2 separate regions of the Homo sapiens genome follow, and region 2 is linked to region 1. A link is a contact called in ENCODE Hi-C or POLR2A ChIA-PET data. All regions are on one chromosome and are shown on one strand. Each heading gives the region's core, a stretch centred on a gene start or an enhancer-like site at or near the end of the contact. The rest is flanking DNA. Distances are from core to core; before and after follow the strand shown.

The links. A loop is a pair of places that touch in the nucleus more often than their neighbours do. ChIA-PET counts read pairs that join two places held with the same protein, here RNA polymerase II (POLR2A). Pooled maps may share reads with other maps.
Region 2: a loop to region 1 is called in a map of endothelial cell of umbilical vein, with 2.7 times the contacts of the local background. The contact joins two enhancer-like sites. A Hi-C loop is called at or near these places in 5 of 168 maps with a recorded cell type or tissue (CD4-positive, alpha-beta memory T cell, cardiac septum, endothelial cell of umbilical vein and 2 more) and 8 of 50 pooled maps. POLR2A ChIA-PET finds 5 or more read pairs at or near these places in 6 of 52 experiments (CD4-positive, alpha-beta T cell, CD4-positive, alpha-beta memory T cell, CD8-positive, alpha-beta T cell and 3 more).

What each region holds. Positions count from the first base shown.
Region 1 is chr2:221,416,718-221,424,483 of GRCh38, reverse strand. It overlaps EPHA4 (EPH receptor A4), which reads left to right. Exons shown (of 18, transcript NM_004438.5): 18 at 3,932-6,457. Among named protein-coding and RNA genes, the nearest start is that of EPHA4, 150 kb to the left of the region's middle. Within about 2 kb of position 4,268, at least 2 of the 41 ENCODE cell types and tissues checked have a DNase peak (open chromatin) inside an H3K27ac peak, as active enhancers do.
Region 2 is chr2:221,513,851-221,521,261 of GRCh38, reverse strand. The region is part of intron 3 of EPHA4 (EPH receptor A4); the gene reads left to right. Among named protein-coding and RNA genes, the nearest start is that of EPHA4, 55 kb to the left of the region's middle. RefSeq lists enhancers at 2,922-3,421, 3,279-3,573, 3,422-3,923, 2,897-4,096. Within about 2 kb of position 3,386, at least 22 of the 41 ENCODE cell types and tissues checked have a DNase peak (open chromatin) inside an H3K27ac peak, as active enhancers do.

The DNA.
Region 1 (7,766 bases), core at 3,019-5,518:
TTTTTTTGAGTTATTTCATTTTTATCACTTTTAAACAAGAGTTGCTGATTTTAACGACCTTTCTTTCCCCTTGGTTGTATCCTGAAAGCTATTTCTTATAGAGCAAGGAATGTTAAATTTGATGCTGTCAAATCATGACAGTTTAGTGAAAACCTTTTTTGCAACATAAGTTGTAAAAGCTTTTCTGTTCAGAAGGAATGTGAAATTTGTTTTTAAAACTACTCCAACAATTTTTGTTTTATCACCACTTTTGCAGAAGTCTAGGAGTTCTGGATATTCACGTTAAAAGCTGACAAATGTAGGACTTTTTTGTTTCTTTTGCTTGCTTGGTAAAAAAAAAAAATTATTATTATTATTATTATTACTATTTGAGACAAAGTCTCACTCTGTTGCCCAGGCTGGAGTGCAGTGGTGCAATCTTGGCTCACTGCAACCTTGGCCTCCTGGGCTCAAGCAATTCTGCCTCAGCCTCCCAAGTAGCTGGGATTACAGGCACCCACCACCCAGGCCTGGCTAATTTTTGTATTTTTAGTGGAGACGGGGTTTCACCATGTTGACCAGGCTGGTCTCGAACTCTTGATCTCAGACAGTCCACCTGCCTCAGCCTCCCAAAGTGTTGGGATTACAGGCGTCGGTCACTGCGCCCAGGTGGCATTGTATTTTAACTAACAACAGAATGTTACCTTGTGTACATTGAATAATTAAAAGTTTTTTTTTTTTTTCTTAAAGTCTACAACTTAAGACAAGGTATTTTCTAAACACTGAACATATTAAAAGCAGACCATTTCAACAGAGAACATGTCCATTCTGAAATAGCCTAACAACATTATATACTATGCTGGTGTTGTTTTGTTCCTGCTCAGCAGGTATTTCTGTAAATGAAGTAATCAGGGAAGGATCAAAGGAGAGGTGAAGTATGAAATCTTATTTTATTCAAAGGTCACCGTCTGAATCTTCAAAATTTCAACATATGCATATATTAGAGTCAAGGCTGATGCAAAGGCCAAAAAAGGACTTTCCAAGTGCCTAAAATAATATCCAGCAACAGTAAAAGTGTTAACTCTCTCCACTACCTCCATGAAGTTTTAGAAGAGAAATGTGAGAACAATAGGAATGATGCATTGTTTCCCAGGGCGCAGAGCCAGACTCTGGCATCCGGACAGCTATGGATTCTAAAGCCAACTGAAATGTTGACACTGGGAAATTCACTCCACTTTTCTTTATAACTCAGTTCCTCCACCTGGAAATTAGAGAGATAATGATACCTTAATAATAACACCTTTCCTAATGCATGGTGTTGTTGCAAGTGTGTATGAAATATTCTTAAGTAAAACACGGTGAGCTCCACAGAAGAAAGGTACGCTTCTTCCTCCAACATTGTCCAAGTATTATTCATCTGTCTTTCACTTGTAACCCCAATTGTTTTATTACAACATGCCAGAGTGGGGTGAAATGAAGTTCAGTGGTAGGGGGGTCACACAGTGAAGCTTCTTCACTTAAATGGATTTATGAGAGTTTGGAGGTAAATACATATTTATACAATGGTGGTAGACCTTTCAAGTTATGCTGGCAGGATAAACATGCATTATTTAGCCTTGACATTTATAAAATTATTGTTTTGTAATGGGGAAGACAGTGATACAAAAGTAAAATTCTATTGCAATGAAAAGAACTGGATGGTAAAGACATTTTGATGTCATCACGACTGACTCAAAGGAACAAGCCTTTGTTTATTTAGTCACAATGAATTCTCCTTAACTCATGACCCTACATAGACCACATGCTTTGTCTGGTCTCTGTTTAAGAAATTTCCCATGATAAAGGAGTTGCCTGAATTCAATGGTGAGGAGAAGGCTTATTTCACTCAACTCGTATCCTGGCATTAAGTAGATACAAGTCTTCACATTCCCTTACATCTCAATTCAAATGTCCAATCATTTCTGCATACACACCAAGTCCCCAAATTGCCCACTTAATATTACAAATATATTTATGTAATATCTATTGATATCCAGATGTTAAGTGGAGAAGGAATTGGCAGACTGAAAGGCAACACGTGTTTATGAGACCATTCTTTCTCCTTTAAGAATTTCTAGTAGCAAAAGAAACCATTACCAACCTTGTGTGTCCGCAGGACGTGGAATACACTCTAGCGTTTTAAGATCATATTCATGTTCTCCTCATACTTCACATAAATACCTGCCCACCTGATGAAATCCCTTCACATTCAGGTTTCAAAAACTACATTTGATGGATTTGACCGATTTCCAGAGAGGAAATAGTTAGAAGGTAGATTTGATGACTTTTCTGTCATTTTTACGTAATTGTCAACATAACATTCATGTTCATGTCGACCCAGGGACCACAGGTGTGCACAACCATGCCTGGCTAATTTTTTTTTTTTTTTTTAAAGATGGGGTCTTGCTCTTTTGCCCAGGCTGGTCTCAAACTCTTGGGCTCAAGCAGTCTTCCCTCCTTGGGCTCCCAAAGTGCTGGAATTACAGGTATGAGCTACAAGACCTGGCCAGAAAACGATTTCTCTCTCTTTAAATAGACTAAAGTGTTTTCTACAATTTTAAATATGGTCGTTTACTACAAAAAATTAAATTTTATTCTCTACACGATAAATGTACACATATGCAAAACAGACAAGTGATTTGATAAAATAGGCAAAATAATCTATAAAAGTGCATTTTGGTCTTAATTACTGCCCTTTGCTTGAGGCCACCAGCTGCTAAACATGGTCACCGTGGTGGGAGGCATAGTCCAATAAGTAATCTGGATAGTTGGTTGTTATAAATGAAAGAAGGGAACTTACTTCCTTTGGTTTGAGTTGATTATGTGACAAATATATGGACAATGAGGAGCCATGAGGAGTCCATTGCTGTGTGCCAGCCTTGTTCGATTCCAGGCTGATGTCTAGAATTCCAGCCTGCGGCTGATTAGTTCTTGATATGTGGAAGGAGGCTTGAACCTAGAAGACCTCTGTCGTTCATAGAGCAAGTATCTCCCTGTGTCCCATGTTCCCTCTCTCCTGCCTGTTTACATGTAGAGAGTATGGCTCTTTCGCCATGTTAGATTAGATACTTCTATTTATCAGGAGTTACTCTCTTGTTAAGAAAAACCACCACTTTTTTTCACTTCTTAGTTTGCATTTTTCTTTTTTTTCTTTTCTTTTTTTTTTGAGACAGAGTCTCGCTCTGTCACCCAGGCTGGAGAGCAGTGGCGCTGTCTCGGCTCACTGCAAGCTCCGCCTCCCAGGTTCACGCCATTCTCCTCCTGCCTCAGCCTCCCGAGTAGCCGGGACTACAGGCGCCCGCCACCACGCCTGGCTAATTTTTTGTATTTTTAGTAGAGACGGGGTTTCACCACGTTAGCCAGGATGGTCTCAATCTCCTGACCTCGTGATCCGCCCACCTCGGCTCCCAAAACGCTGGGATTACAGGCGTGAGCCACCGCGCCCGGCCCTTAGTTTGCATTTTTCAATCATTATTGTTGACTATGGGTGGATTGTGAACTGAAACAAGTCAGGATTTTCATTTCATAGACAGGCTGTTCAACACGGTGGTTAAAGCATAAATATCAATTAGAACTTTGTGGGGTCTAATCCCAGCCTTGCCACTCCAGAGGGTATGGCATTGGGCAGGGTACTTAGTCTCCTTATGCTCAATTTCCTCATCCATATAATGGAGATAAGAATAGTACCTATCTCGGAGTTGTAATTAAGCTGTTAGTAAACAGGTTTTTTTTGCTCTTATAATTGCTATTTTTCAGAAAAGGAAAGTATAATTCGTGATCTCACCACTGAACTACTTTTACTGAAGGATACCAACTTCTACGAACCTATATATTCTTTCTTACAATAGTGGTTGACAGTTGGCTCGCAATATGGGTCGACGTTTTGTCTAAAGTCTTGCTCTTTTATCTACAGGGAGTAGATTCTGCTATCTTGGCCTCACAGCCCTTCCTGTTGATTACAAAGCCCGTGGAAGAAAACAGAACACACCCTCCTCAGTTCCGTCTAAATGTGTTTCTTCTGCTTCAATTACACCAGTTCTGGGGCAAAGACACTGATGAAACAACACCCATACCTGAAAAGAATAAATGTGTGACTTTCAAATCCCCTTTCGCAGTGAAAGAAACAGCAAACACTTAAGATTCAGCATCTGTTCTCCAGTTGCACTGAGGAATGCACTGTCTCGCAGCACCAGCTCTGCAGAGCCCTTGCCCCAGACTCTTTGCGGTTTTATTTATATGTATTTCCATATTTCATTCCTGTGTGTCACTGCTGCATTGGTGTGGCAGCAAGTGACCAAATGCTACAGGTCTTACTATGGACACCAGGTCAGGTGCAACCACACAAAACAAAGCCAGTTCCATGAGCTGCCTATGATATGCATTGCGGAAGTAACATTTTACCCAGGGTGTGCCATTGCAGTGATATAAATATATTTTTTTCTTAGACTAAATATGAGCTGACTATCTCTTTTGATGTGTGTACATAGGTGTGAGTGTGTCTGTATGCGTGCCTGTCTGTGTGCGGGTGTGTGTATGTGCGTAGCCTCATGCTTAGGACTACCCATGAATGTTGTGGAATGCTACACCTGGAGAGTTCTGGTTTTCCACCAGTTTCAAGATGAAGAACTACATGATACAGTGGACCTGGAGACCATCCCCTTGGAAAGACAACCCAGAGATGTTCAGCATCCTGTATCTACACGCATCCTGTATCTACACGTGTATTTTGTAGCTGTCACACTAACCTTAATAAGAATTCTACAGCTTTGGACAGAGGCATTTTCACCTTAATGGTGAAGTAATTTAAAATATAAATCCATTCAGGTGACAACCCATCATCAAAATTACAAATTTTCTGATTGAACTCATCTGAATCATCAGTTCCTTGATGGAGAGAGAGAAGGAGATGGAATGTGTCTGGTAACCCCAAATGGAGTACAAGTAGCCTTTGTTTTCCTGCATAAATGGACTTGTTGAATGCGAACGAATATATGCAATTCATATACTTTTGGAGATGAACGTAGATATGTGTGTCAGCTTTGAGATGGTGTGTCCTGGATTAATACTTTGTCTCCCAATATCACAGAAAAATACATGCCAGTGACTCTTGAGGTTAAGGTAGTTGGGATGAAATGGCCTCAGGCAATTTCACATTCCCTAATTACCTGGAAAGTTCTACAGTAATTAATATGCAGCTAACTCCTGTTGCCCTCACAAGAGCATCAGCCTTCTAGAATCGGAGCTCCGGAGTGTGAAGATTCAGTATTGATATGATATGTATACCAAACTCCAGCCAACTTACTGCCATTTTTCATAATCTGAGTGGCTGCCTTGCTTATCCTAAGCTGTGGTTGCAGAAACCGTGGCCATTTATATAAGCTATAACATCAAATCAGGGAAAAATGAGGAAAAAAAATAGATTCTGAACCATTTATTGTTGAATAAGTAGAGAAAATCATCAATAAATATTTATTACATTCTGACAGGGTGTGTGGCATTGTGTTCTATGCCAGAGTGACAAAGTTGATTCACCCCTTTTTGGGGACCTTAATATATTTTTTAAGGGATGTGCCTATGCATTGATGCCTGAAAAATATGTATAAAGAAATGAGGTTGACTCTTCTGAGCAGTTCATCTTTTCCAGAGGTAAGGGTAGGAGGCCAACTTCAGGGTCTGGGTCTGAGCCCGTGGGCAAGCCCTGGCCGAGTGAGCTCCAATGCTAACTCATGTGCCGATCTCTAGAGCAGTGGGAAACTACCCCGCTGCACCAAATCAAGTAGCTTCACCTTGTGTATGCAGGCCCCAAGTTATTTTTTAGCAATCTTACGAGTGAAATGTTCTGGTGGGTTGAAAAACGTTCTTATTTTAAAGAAAGGTTGTGCTCGCTACACTGCTGGTGTGTGCATTCTGAGACCTCTTGTATTCAATCTGTGAAGGATATGTGTATTAATCCGTACACCCGTATAGCCTCAATATTTGTCTGAAGACACTTAAATTCTGACCCATAAAGGAAAGTTCTAGAAGCAATATTTTCACTTATTTAACATTCTCCAAACAACATCAAGCATTGATACACACTGAAGAGTGCGTTTATTTTTTGTATCACTCTAAGTATGTTGGAATATGCAAGGACTGTGGTTCAAATTAGAATGTATAAGGCATATTATAATTTAGTTCATACTGAATAAGAAATTAACAGAACATTGTTCGGTTCACACGTTCCAAACTTTGAGTGATTTCTGGAGTTAGACATAGATTTTCTATTTTGTTTTAATTTGTCAAGGTATTTTTCTTCCCTTCATGAACTTTAGGTACACATAACTTATGTCATTTATTTATGGTCTTTTATACCTAGTTTGTAAAATTGTAAAATAGCAAACTAAATGCAAAGAGTTTGCATTTGAAAATAATAAAGTAGTTGCCGTATACAACCCTGCAATCTGGTTGTCTCTTTCAATAACTTTTGCTATATATATGGTGTGCCTAAATGAATTAATTATTTGTTGTCATTTAATTAAAACAAAAAATCTTAAATTCCAACTGAGCATACTTAGAGGTTAAAAAATTATTATCTTCTAAAGATTCTTCACCCTTCAGAACAATGCATTTGAAAAATCTGACTTAGACCATCGTAATTAAGACTGTAGACTATGGTTGGCATTCAGGCTTCACCACTTACTAATTATACAGTCTAGGGCAAGTCTCTTAACTTCTCTCTGCCCATTTCCTTGCTTGTAGGATAATTACAATGCAAGAGCTTTAAAAAGATTAAATATATTGAAACATTTAGCACAGTGTATAACATCCAGCCAGAACTCAACAAATGGTGGTGATACTCAGTAGCTTTTTTGATGATATAAACTTTCTTCTTCAATACCCCCAGTTCCCTCTCTTACATCCTTGTCACTGATCCAAGCAACCAGCTACCCATCCTTGCCAGGTGCTTTCAACCTAGGATCCACGGATCCTCGAGGGTACATTGGTGCTCCAGCAGGTCCAACAGCATCCCTAAAACTGAACAAATGTCAGTTATTACATTTGTATATGTGTTTTGATGGGGAGGTTTGCAAAATTTCATCAAATTCTAAATTGCTATGGGATATAAAAATATTAAGGATCACTGTTTTAAAGCTGAATGATCTCCTCGTGATGCTATTTCATTAAATTATCAATTGGCAAAGTCCCTATTGATTGAACATCAGATTTAAGTTTTATTTTAGTATCTCAGCTAAAGCCCCTAAGAACAGCTGGCTTCAGAGGGCAGGGGTGTGCCTTTAGTGTTACCGGCAACATTGTAAAACATGGGTCTTGTCTGGTTACTTTGTGTTTATGCCTTACTTAAGCTGCTCTCTAGTGTCAACTATATTAATATGTATGGTAGTTGGCAGCATATTTGTGATTCGAAAGGGATTAGGTTTGGCATTTTCTCCCTCACTTGTTTAGCAAGAGAGAATGTCAACCCACAAAGCATTTTTCCCTAAATGTTCTAAAATGAGCTGGTAGGGTGGTATCAAAATTGCCACTTGTAATTTTTAAATATACTATTATTATTTTTTTTTTTTTTGAGATGGAGTCTCGCTCTCTGGCCCAGGCTGGAGTGCACTGGCATGATCTCAGCTCACTGCAACCTCCACCTCCCGGGTCCAAGCTATTCTCCTGCCTCAGCCTCCCAAGTAGCTGGAACTATAGGCGCATACCACCACGCCCAGCTAATTTTTGTATTTTTAGTAGAGACAGGGTCTCGCCAC
Region 2 (7,411 bases), core at 2,137-4,636, 98 kb before region 1:
CCTTACTCAAGGGCAGGTTTGGAATGAAGTTGGATTCTAGAAGTTAGGCCAAGCAATAATTAGTTCATTGACATTCACAACAGTAGGTAATAGAGTCCGAGGGTTGAGAATAGGGAAGAATTCTTACAAGAATTATCCTTGGGTTAACACTATATGGTCCAAGCCTTGTTGTGTATGAAATAATCAGAATTTCATAATTTCTGTTTCTTCAAAAAGTAGTTTTAAATGTTGTTTTCTAAAAAGCGTCAAAGGGGGCGCAATATAACAAAACATAAGTTATAGCCAATTTCAAATGCATGCAGATCCTACCATGGTTAACAAAATGCAAATATATTTTAAAGACTTATTGAATGTGTAGTAGCCTTTTGTCATTCTATACTTTTTCTAAAAATTCATGCTAAAAGTGCAACTGGCAGAGGAGTTTCATGAAACTCTTACGATGTTACCTTATGAAATATGAATTTCAAGAATGATTGATGATTTTCATTTGTTCAGCGTCACCAGCTCATAGAAAACAAAATCAGAGATTACATGAATTTTCAAAAATAGGATGTGGGGGAAGAGAAAGTAAAATTGAAAGTCTCTAAACACTTGGCTACTCAGTTTAAAACTTCTGCTTCCTAAAGATACATCTATTATATTTAAGATAAGATAATAGGCACTGTCTGTGTTTCTCTCTCTCTCTCTCTCCCCCCTCTTGCTCTCTCTCTCTCTCTCTGTGTGTGTGTGTGTGTGTGTGTGTGTGTGTGTGTGTGGTTAGAGGAAATAAGTCTTACACTCTGGGTCTACCAGTTGCCTACTGGATAATAAAGTAAATAAATATATGTTCAAAGACACATATATGTGTTTGTATACAGAAGTGCTGTGTATACAGAAAACATTTGAATTCTGATTCCCCAGTGTAGCAATGCTTGATAGAAAAGGTACTGGCTGATTTTAGGCTGTGAAGAGAAGATAAAATTTCATTATTTGTAGGTGATGGGAAGTGTTTAAAGAACAATCCAAGTGAGAACAACTGGTACTCTGTCTGGTTTGATTGAAGTGCAGGATGTTTGAGGGACAAATTGGGGCTGGCTATGAGAGGCTTTGAGCTTCTCTGTTCTTCTGGTTGAATCCTGTGGTATATACAGTGGGGATCATTGAGAGATTTTCAATACAGGAATGACATGATCAGCATGAACATCATACTTTTTAAAAATTACACAAAATGGGTGTTTAAAAGTTAATTTTAAATTTTGATAATGGTCAGTAAACGAAATGGGAGAGGAAGCAAAAGAGAAAAGAAGAGACACCGAGAAACTACAGAGGAAATAAAGAGGTCTCAGTCCAGAGGGAGAGAAAGGGCGAGGCTAGGACTCTAGGTTGCATTGGAGGTAAACTGCTTTTGTTTATTTGGGCTGTGAGTATAGAATGCTTCTTTGCCTTGCATTTGAAAGGCTGATTTGGTTATTCTACCACTATGTACAGGCCTTTTTAATGTTCTTTGTTTCTAAACCCTGAGTAGCTCCCTTGCTAGGGGATAGTAACTTGTAGGGCTGACTTTGAGTGGCAGAGGCAGAAACATTAATATCATCCATGAGCAGAGTCTCCCAGGTAGCATGTCCTTACATTAGGTTGGTTGTTGCAAAGGTAATTGCGGTTTTTGCCATTGAAAGTAATGGCAAAGATCGCAATGACTTTTGTACCAACCTAATAACTGGAGCAGAGGAAAAGAAGTTCTGTTGGATTCGTCTGAAGAGCTGAAGGAAAGGAACTGGGTTTTCTCACTGTTAATTGCCCCTTTCTCATCTCAACCTGGCTCCTTTCCTCAGATTCTTGCTTTGGAATCACCATCTGTTTTCCACTCCACAGAGCTTTGGGAGGAATGTCAGCTCTGTTGTCTCCGACTTAAGGTCCAAATGCCCCTTTTCAGAAACTGTCCATCATTTAAAGTTCGACGAGAAAACTTGGACTTGCTTTGTGGCCATAAGACCCTATATTTTCAGATTTCCTATAGACGATGTTTTGTTATATCCTGCTTTAAAAAAAAAGTGTTTAAAACTACATTTATAGCCACCCTAGCTGTTGCACTGCACTGTTTTTTGGTTAAAACATGCACCTGCTTTGTTAGTAAAGGAACCTTTGCCAAGTGAATTGTATGTGGGAGGGTGTGACTAACTCTGCAAAGGGACTTATCTCTTATCCTATCTGCCTGAGCTCCCAAGGCTGCCTTTGATAAGATTTATTTCTTCTTGCACCAGCCCCACCCCTCCAACCTTTACTGCTATCTTTCCTCTGAAAATTATTCATATCTAAATATTTTAACTTTTCAAAACTACTCTGCTCTCTGGTTTCATATTTTGTTGAGTGATCTAACCCTTCCTCTGGGAGACAAGTGCTCCCAAGCAAGAGAGCATTACAATTCTGCCTCCCCTGCTCCTCCCACCTTTTAAGTATTATCAGCAGACCTGCTTGCTTACCCGTGTTAGGATTGTGCTGTTTCCTTTTTGGCAAGCTTCAGCCAAGCCCATAATGTTGCAAGGCTGTTTGAAGGGAAATGTAAGTCACAATGGCAAGAAACATAGAAACAGAAAACATAGGAACAGAAAAAGAAAAGTAAATCTGAAATGATCTTCGTACAGCTTGGTTCACAGCAAGGAGTGGTCTGAGTTGCTTTCTGTGTCTAGACATTTAGATGCTAAAGGCAACTGTGTCATCATTCATTCATTCATTCGTATACTTAGTCTACATATTTGTGGTGAGTAGCCATCGTTACAGGTTACAGGTTACCAAATGTTAGAGATGTAATAGTAAACAGGATGGGCGTATTTGCAGCTGCTATGGATCTGAGAGTGTGTTCTGCAAAGGGTGATAGACATGAAACCTCAAAACACACAGTTCATGACTGGATTACAGTTGTGCAGCAGGAGCGGGTAAAGAGCGGGGTCTAGGGAAGAGAGATTTCCTAACCTAGACTACAGGCATCAGGAGAGGATTCTTGTTTCTTACAAGCTGGAGGTGAGGACCATTTTGCATTGGAGGATAAGGACTGAGCTCTTAACCACAGAAGCCATGGAGTGGGGAGGGGGAAGCATGAACAGTTTCAGATCTGAATAAATCCACTCAATTTCTCAGTTTTCCTGAAAACCAGCTACCTATTTTCTGCCTCCCAATTAGATGAAATTCTGTTCTGGGAGGAAACAGGAAAGTAAAGACCTCAGTTGTAAAACAACACTGCGCTGCCCACACCAGCAGCTACCTAATGTCAACCTGAAACCTCATAACTCACTTACTTCAATGGCTGTTGACAAACTCTTGTCAGCTGCACCCTTAGTTCCGGTTTGAATCACGCTCAGGAAGCTGGCCCCTCGGCTGGCTTCCTCAAGTTAGTGGGTGCTGTCATGCAGCTGCTATCAAGGTGTGGCCCACTTGCAAGTGGTCAGGACCCAGGGCCTGGTGGCCAAGCCTCATCAAAGCTGTTGTGATAGCACATGCGGGTGGCATTCTTGAGCTGGGAAGTGGTGTCCCAGTCTGCTTAAGTAGATGCAGACATGACTCATTTGGAAGGATACAGCCAAGGGGAAAATCAAAATTTGCTTTGTATGTCACTTGTTTGGAATCTTAAGTCCACTTAAAAAAAAAAAATGCCCTGCAACTGTGAGGAAGAGCAGAGTTAGTCCTTTATGTCACTTACTTGGAACTCTCGACTCCCGGCTCGCCCTCCTCCACCCTGGTCCAGGTGGCCATGCCCTCTCTGCTGGATCTCAAGGGCCTCCTTACAGGTCCCCTGCTTCTAATCATACTTCCTGTCATCCACGTTCTACCAGCAGCCAAATGAATCTTTTGACAATTTGTATCAAATCATATTGCCAGACTGAGAATAAAAACTAAACTCCTCACTGAGTTAAGGGCCTGTGGGCTCAGGATGACCACTCTGATCTCAATCTTGGCATGCCTCTTGCAACATTTCCTAGCATCAGTAATCTTCTGTCTGTCTAATACATGCCTACTGTAGGCCTTCTGCAACTTTCTCTTCTTCCTGGCATGCTTTCCCATGTAATGTTCACAATTGCTGGCCCTTTATTAATTGAGATCCCCTATGAACCACCTTCCCAGCCCCATCCTCAGTCTCTCATATTACCAGGTTTATTCTCCTGTACAGTTCTATCCCTGCCAGTAGAATATGTGCTCTGTGGAAACACAGGCCGTGCCAGTCATCCCTTCCCTATGTCAGGCACACGTAGGAGCGCTCAGCAATACATGTGGATGAATGAACCTTCACACCATAGAGCAAAGACATTTGTTTCCCTCTTTTTTCTGATCTGATTTTTAATAAGTGACAAAAAGAGCACAGGAGTGCTTGGGAATCTCTGCTAAGACAGGTAAGAGAAATTTCAATAAACAGTTTGGAGGGGTGGATTTATTTGGGGAAAAAAAAGGACCTTGCTCACAGTCCTAGGGCTGAGAAAGTGTTGGAGCTCAGTTCCTGAGCTCCATAAATGAGTCTGCACCAGTCCTGGAAGGAAAGATAAACGTGCTGGACTAATGTGCTCAATGGCATTTGAACTGAATTGTAAGTGACTTTGGGGTTTATCAGAGCATCCTAGGTTATTTGAGAATCACTGAATCTAGGTCGGGCATGGTGGCTCACCCCTGTGATCCCAGCACTTTGGGCCGAGGCGGGCCGATCACCTGAGGTCAGGAGTTCAAGACCAGCCTGACCAACATGGTAAAACCCCATTTCTACTAAAAATACAAATATTAACCAGGGGTCGCGGCGGACGCCTCTAATCCCAGCTACTTGGGAGGCAGAGGCAAGAGAATCACTTGAACCTGAGAGGCGGAGGTTGCAGTGAGCCGAGATCGTGCCTCTGCACTCCAGCCTACAGGACAGAGCAAGACTGCGTCTCAAAAAAAAAAAAAAAAAAAATCATTGAATCTATCAGATCATGGGAACCGTATAGACTTGGAATTTTTGAGGATTAAAAAGAGATATTTTAAATTATTTAGTCTGGTACTCTTAGAGGAAACTGACCCCTAGAAACCTTAAATTGTTAAATGTTAGGAATGGAATCCAGGTCCCCTTTTCACAGAGCCTGGCCTCTTCTCAGTCATTGTATTTCAGCCATTCACTTCCTCCACTTCTACATAGCAGGGAACGGATTCCTGGTTGTGTTTTTGACAGGAGAAATGTAACCTTAACACAGCCTTGAGGAAAACATGAAGGTGATCATCCATCTGCCAAAATTTTTAATGCTATGTTTTGTTTTTCTTTCTTTTCCTGGGGGAAGGATTTATGACTTCATCTTTTTTTTTTTTTTTCCCTTCAAATCTGAGCCTCTTTAGAAATGATCCTGCCTCAAGGCTAGGGGGAAAAAATCCTATTTTAAAAAATAAAATGTAGATCTTCTTATGGTCTGCTTTCCAGACACAAAAGAGATCTATGTCTTTTATTATTATTATTTTTGAGACAGGGTCTTGCTCCGTTGCCCAGGCTGAGTGCAGTGGCACAATCACGGCTCACTGAGGCCTTGACCTCCTGGGCTCAAAGGATCCTCCCACCTCAGCCTCCCCAGTAGCTGGGACTACAGGTGCATGCCACTATGCCCAGCTAATTTTTAAAAACTTCTCGTAGAGACAGAGTCTCACTATGTTGCCCAGGCTGGTCTCAAACTGCTGGATGTAAGCAGTGTTCCTGTCTTAGCCTCCCAAAGTGCTGGGATTACAGGCATGGTAAGCCACCCACCGTGTGTGATGTGGCCAGGATCTAATTTTGATTGTTGATTAAGAGTACTTTTTAAGTAATTTTCAACTGTTTTGTGATATATGAAAAAGAAGACTAATTAATAATGAGATATCAAATAATGTTTCTTAAATTGAGGTAGCTTGGCTGGCCGTGGTGGCTCATGCCTGTAATTCCAGCTCTTTGGGAGGTCGAGGTGGGAAGATCACCTGAGGTTGGGAGTTCGAGACCAGCCTGACCAACATGGAGAAACCCCGTCTCTACTAAAAATACAAAATTAGCCATGCATGGTGGCGCATGCCTGTAGTCCCAGCTACTTGGGAGGCTGAGGGAGGAGAATCGCTTGAACCCAGGAGGCAGAGGTTGCAGTGAGCCAAGATCGTGCCATTGTACTCCAGCCTGGCCAACAAGAGCAAAACTTCGTCTCAAACAAACAAACAAAAATTGAGGTAGCATCTTGTAAATAGAATCCTAGAAAAGGTTTTCAACTTCCCATGCCTTTTATAGTCATTTTTGAATGTTGGTCTAGAGATCTGCTTGGGATGAGTAAGATTTTTTTGTACATCTGAGATAAATTTAGGTTGTTAGTGACATGCTGTTCTTTTGTATTTGATAATAAGCCTGATCTGTTTCTCTTGCTTTCTTTAAATGGGTCAGTTCTGGCTTCCAGCTCATCCATGTTTTACAAAGAACAGTTGTTCCACTTTTTCTTCTCTCATGACCAAACACTTTGGGAGCATGTCAACATCATGGTCTTGTTTTTATTATGATTAATATCAATTTTTCACCCATCGTTTGTGTTTAATATTTGGGATGAGAAACGGACAAACAAATGAGCAGATTCTGACTTGGTATTTCTCCTGCATGCCATTTGTGATTTATAATTTATACATGGAAGGATTTACTGACCTACCTGATAGTCCCTCCCAACAAAGATAAACACACTTACACGTCATCAGGGTAAGTAAGATGCACTTGAAAGGGACAAATAATTCACCTGCAAGCACTTTTGGCTTCATGCCTTTTCCCATGAATTTGAACTGTTGACAGAGAATGCTCAGGCTGCCAAAACACTTCCCACAGAACCTCCCAAAATCCCCGAGGTTGGGACCAGCTCCACTTGCCATGCTGTGAGAAGGACTAAACACTAACCTTTTGTGCCCTACAAGAGTGCATCACACGAAAGCAAGAAAATGGTCCACTTCCTTTGGGATTCAGGTCTGGGGATGTGCTGCTCTCCTCTGTTCCCTTTTGTGGATGTGGTCCTATGAAAGGCTCACCTGTAAGGCTGGACAAACTGCCAAGTCGTCCTTGTCAAACTGGGTGCAGAGGACCTTCCACTGTCACACTGTGTATTTCGGCTGCCGATTCAAACCGATTTCTTGGGACAATGACCCATCAAGCTGAAGAGTTCAAAATGCATTAAGTAGATTTTCAAACCCCCTCCCCCCGGCTTACAGGAGTATAACTGAGTCCGTGGGAAAGGGTGGGTTGTTGCCAGCACCCTTTTGTACTTTTAAGAGGAAGATCATCGTCTGTTATCCCAAGCTTTTGGGGCTCTCATCTTTGCTACCATCCCTGGGACTTCTCTGTACTGTACCAAAAACAGACAGTGCAAATTCTCCATAAATTTCACTTAGTCTAGACTAGGTCTCTTCAGGGAGCTCCTTGAGAATTTTTATTTTGTGC